Linked DNA regions of Homo sapiens: region 2 is linked to region 1. Evidence: chromatin loops called from intact Hi-C (ENCODE). Cell type or tissue: endothelial cell of umbilical vein. All regions are shown on one strand.

The links. A loop is a pair of places that touch in the nucleus more often than their neighbours do. Peaks named below come from ENCODE experiments on the same cell type or tissue, not always from the same donor. Only the 100,000 strongest peaks of a DNase experiment are listed, where the experiment ranks them.
Region 2: it touches region 1 in a loop (2.8-fold over the local background); 1 of 110 quality-filtered maps calls a loop at or near these places.

What each region holds. Positions count from the first base shown.
Region 1 is chr6:90,008,097-90,010,596 of GRCh38, reverse strand. BACH2 (BACH transcriptional regulator 2) reads left to right here. Exons shown (of 9, transcript NM_021813.4): 6 at 1,741-1,995. The coding sequence starts at 1,753. Among named protein-coding and RNA genes, the nearest start is that of GJA10, 110 kb to the right of the region's middle. In endothelial cell of umbilical vein, no CTCF peak of the experiment used is centred here; DNase peaks (open chromatin) are centred at 1,296 and 1,476; H3K27ac peaks cover 1,961 bases.
Region 2 is chr6:90,492,055-90,494,554 of GRCh38, reverse strand. LOC124901362 (a long non-coding RNA gene) reads left to right here. Exons shown (of 2, transcript XR_007059678.1): 2 at 1-806. Among named protein-coding and RNA genes, the nearest start is that of MAP3K7, 94 kb to the left of the region's middle. RefSeq lists an enhancer at 1-203. In endothelial cell of umbilical vein, no CTCF peak of the experiment used is centred here; a DNase peak (open chromatin) is centred at 1,044; H3K27ac peaks cover 1,733 bases.

The sequences.
Region 1 (2,500 bases):
AAGTGAAAGCATATGTCCATCCAAAGAATTGTATGTGAATGTTCACAGCAGCTTTATTTGTAAATAAATACTGGAAACAACCCAAATATCCACTAATAGATGAATGGATAAAAAAAAAGTTACGCTATATTTATACAATAGGATGCTAAGTAATAAAGGAACAAACTTGATATATGCAGCAACATGGATGAATGGTGAAATAATTATGCTGAATAGAAGAAGCCAGATATAAAAGAATATGTAGTTTATGATTCCATTTATATGAAACTCTAGAAAATGCAAGCTAATATAGAATGTCAGAAAGCTGATCAGTCGTTGTAGCGGTGGGGTACAGAGAGGTACAAGGGAAAAATTATTACAAGGGCCTTAAGGAGACTTTTGGTGATGATGGATTTGTTTACTATCTTTATTGTGATGATGGTTTCACAGTTACATACACAATCAAAACATCAAATTGCTCACTATAAATATGTACAGTTTATTGTATGTTAAAGCTGTTTTAAAAAAATAAGAAAGCCAAAAAGAAAGTAGGACTCGCTACTGGAATTCTTACTACTCTAGCAAACATTACAGAAAAACTATGTAACTATATAAATTAATTACAGATACTGTATTTTAAAATACCTCAGCGGGGCCAGGCACAGTGGCTCACGCCTGTAATCCCAGCACTTTGGGAGGCCGAGGCGGGTGGATCACCTGAGGTCAGGAGTTCAAAACCAGCCTGGCCAAGATGGTGAAATCCCGTCTGTACTAAAAATACAAAAATTAGTTAGGCACGGTGGCACATGCCTGTAATCCCAGCTACTTGGGAAGCGGAGGCAGGAGAATCACTTGAACCCAGGAGGTGGAGGTTGCAGTGAGCTGAGAATCGCACCATTGCACTTCAGCCTGGGCGACAAGAACAAAACTCCCTCTCAAAAAAAAGAAAAAGAAATATTTCAATGGATATTTTTTAAAGCAAAGAACCTTTTGTAAAAGTAATCTTGACTGTTGAATGCATCTTTTTTCATGACTGCTATTGTGATATATTGTGTTTCCTTAAAGGGGATGTACATCAATTCAGCTGGGATAACGACAGCACAATTCCACATCTTTCTAAGAGCTGAGCAACTATTGCATTATGGCAATTGTGCTTTGCCTTGAAGTGGCAGAGGGCAGATGCAATAGCTGACTCTACTGAGTCTTCAGTGTGCAGACAGTTTGGTTCACTTGTTAAATATGTATTGTGATTTGATGTTTACTCTACTTGGCATCTCAGCCAAATTTCACCTTAGGAACTTACATATACTTCATCAAGACAACATTACAAATACTTCAAAATGATTCATTTCCTCTTCACACAAATCTAAGTTAGTCCTTGCATAGAGGCTATTTACATGTGAAATTTCTTTTTCAGCCTACTAACAAAATCAGAACCACCAAGTTTTAAAATACCAATGTGTTTTAAATGTTTTAAATGTTCTATTAAAAGATCTGGCTTTGTTACCATGGGGTAAAAGAATGCGGTAAGTAGGAAGCATAAAAGTCAGCTGTGGAACTTGACTTTACAGATATGTTTCCTGAGCTCATTGTACAGAGTAAGCACAAATATGCTGATTGGTAATTCCCCTCCTTCCTGCCATGCTCATGGCAGTGGGACACAGGAACCATGATGTTCTTTCTCACCTCCTCTCTCTGATCCTACAGCTGTGGTGACTCAGCCTTTCTTTCTTTCTTTCTTTGTTTCTTTCTTTCTTTCAGGGTGTGAACGGCATGTCTGTGGATGAGAAGCCTGACTCCCCCATGTATGTGTATGAGTCCACAGTCCACTGCACCAACATCCTCCTGGGCCTCAATGACCAGCGGAAAAAGGATATTCTCTGTGACGTGACTTTGATCGTGGAGAGGAAGGAGTTCCGGGCCCACCGGGCTGTGCTGGCCGCATGCAGTGAATATTTTTGGCAGGCGCTGGTTGGACAGACAAAAAATGATTTGGTGGTCAGCTTGCCTGAGGAGGTACAGTAATTTGGTTTGTGTGATTGTTAATGAATGTTTATTGACTTACAGAAAACTGGCTGACTAGGAGCTAGAAGATGTACTAGGTGCCATGTCCCCACTCAGGAGTTGATGTCCAAGTCACATGTTAGGTCTGTGGCATAGTCAGTTTCTATTTGATACACTTAAAGTCTCAGAGGCACAGAATGTGAATATCTTTCTTGAAGGGAACTGAACCTCACCTGTGGCTCAGTCACTTGTAGTTTCTAGTTCACTTACCCTTCAGGTTTTGAGTGGTTCAGCCTAAGTTTGGCACAGTCCTAGATGTGGGATCTGAATCATTGCTATGATTTCTGTCTTTCAGATGGTGTAAGGATCACTAGATTTCCCTTGAGAGTAAAAGATCGAAAGCATTCACAGCACCTTCTTTGCTTGGGGGAAAAATAAAAGCAACTAGTAATTTTCACCATTAATTCAGTAAGATTCTAAGAAGTGTAAACTTGCTTTTCTCACCGTTGTTGAAAAC
Region 2 (2,500 bases), 480 kb before region 1:
GGTGCTTCAAAGTCAGGCAGTATTAGAGCCTGGAGCCAGGACAACATCTGGAAGAAAGCGATGCCTTAGCAGAATGCTGAAGATTGGAGAAAACTTGGCCAGGCAAATATGGGGAAACATTCCCAAGGAGGAGCAGATTGTTCCAAGGCCTGAAGAAAAAGAGCTCACCTCTTGAACTTTCTACGGCTACAGCAGAGAGTGTGAGGTGGGCAGAGGGAGAGACGAGCCAGGGGACCTGGGGAGGGACTAGGTCGTGGAGCCTTGTGTGTCCCCTGTAGGGATATGGACTAAATTGACAGCCCCAGGGAGCCTTGGTCACCATTGTCCTTCCCTGTAGCTGCTGTGATTGTGCCCCTGCGGGCCATTTCCACAGAGCAGGAAGAATGAACTTGAGAACAGATAGACTGTTCTGTCATGGTATTTCCCAAGGCATTTGGGGTAAGACTGGGGACATGTTGCATGGCCTACAAAGCTGTACCACATCTGGCCCCTGCCTCCCCTTCAGTTCCACCCCATACCCTCTTCCTCTTGCCAGGGACATGTTCTTCTCTACATCCTTCTCCTAGCTAGCTCTTGCTCAGTCTTTAGGTCTCAGCTCAAAACCATCCTTGATCCCCAATCTAATTTAAGCCCCTTGTTATACATTTTTTTTTAATTGAGATGAAATTCACATAACAGAAAATTAACCATTTTAAAGTACATAATTCAGGGTGGCATTTAGTACACTCAGATTGTTGTACAACTACCATTTCTATTTAGTTCGAGAATGTTTTCATCACACCAAAATAAAACCATATACCCATTAAGCAGTCATTCCTTATTTCCTCCTGCCCCCAACCCCTGGAAACCACCAATCTACTTTCTGTCTCTATGGCTTTACCTGTTCTAGATATTTTATTTAAAAGGAATCCTATCTTATGTAACCTTCTGTGTCTAGCTTATTTCACTTAGCATAATATTTTTGAAGTTCGTCTCTGTTTAGCCTGTATCAGTACTTCCTTCCTTCCTATGACTCAGTAACATTCATTGTAAGAATAGACCACATTTTGCTTATGCATTCATCCTTGATGGACATCTGGATTCTTTCCTCCTTTTGGCTATTGTGACTAGTGCTGCTATGAACCTTCATGTGTTGTAGATATATGTGTTTGAGTACCTGTTTCCAATTCTTCTGAGTATATACCTAAGAGTAGAATTGCTGGTCATTTAGTAACGCTATGCTTAACATTTTGAGAAACCTCCAAACTGTCTTCCACAGTGGCTATATGCCTTCCAACTTTTTTTTTTCTTTTTTTAATGATTCTATGCATCTCCCTGTTTCTGTTTCTTACCTGCCTTGCAAGCTCTGTGAAGGTCCCAGCCAAGTCTGGTTTACTCACCATTGTGTCTCCAAGGGCTAACAAAGTAGATACTCAAAAATATTTGTTAGCTGAATGAAAAATGAGTGAATGCGACAGATCAGTCTAGACAGATCTTGACTGTGAGTCTAGACAGATCACTCCAGATGCAGGGTGGTGGGTGGATTGGAGGGACGAGGTGCAACAGAGACCGATAGGGGCCACTGTGCTAATCAGGAGCCTGACTGGACTCTTCAACCAGGTGAGAGACCGACCTGCTAGCTGTTATCGCCGCAGAGCACAGCTCCCTCACACAGCACAGCACACTGCAGTAGACCTGTTTGCTTGACTTCTTCCCCCATTGAGCTGTGAGTTTTTAAGGGCAGCTATCAAATTTTCTCAACATTGCCAAAGCTTATAGTAGATTCTCAACCAATGTTTGTTGAATGAATGAATGATTAATTAATGTGAATGGAGGAACAGATACTAGCTATATGATATTGGGCAAGATACCTACCCTTTTAAGTCTTAGTTTCTTCAGTGGTGAAATTGAGACAGTGATGTTCCCTGCCTCATAGGATTCTGGTGAGGAGTAAAAGAAATGAAGGCAATAGGGCTTTTGGCACAGTGCACAGTGCTGTGCATTCTTTATGACTCTGAGGTCATAACTAGAATGAATGAGCCTAAGGTAAATAGACAAAGTTTCAATAAAAAAAAATAGAAGAACATTCTAATGTAAGCCTTATGAGAGTCAGACCACGTCCATCTTGCTCCCTTTGGTATCTCCAGTAACCTCACACAATGTCAAGACAAACTGTTCAGTGAATGTTTAGTAAATGAGCCTGATCAAAGTGGAATGGGCAGCCTATGAGTAGACAAGCTACTCATCACTGGACAGAATGTGGGCCCCTCAACCTCAGACTTCTCAGCCTCCAGAACTGTAAGACACAAATCTCTGTTCTTTATAAATTGCCCAGTCTCAGGTATTCTACCATGACAGCACAAAATGGACTAAGACATCTGCCTTGGTAAGATGTTAGACAAATTTGCACAGAGATCCCTACAATTCTGAGATGATTCTTGTTTTGTGATTCCTCTTATGAGACAGTGAACTTCTCCAAGGCAATGATTGGAACAAAGGAATACAAAAATGTCTCCAGAGA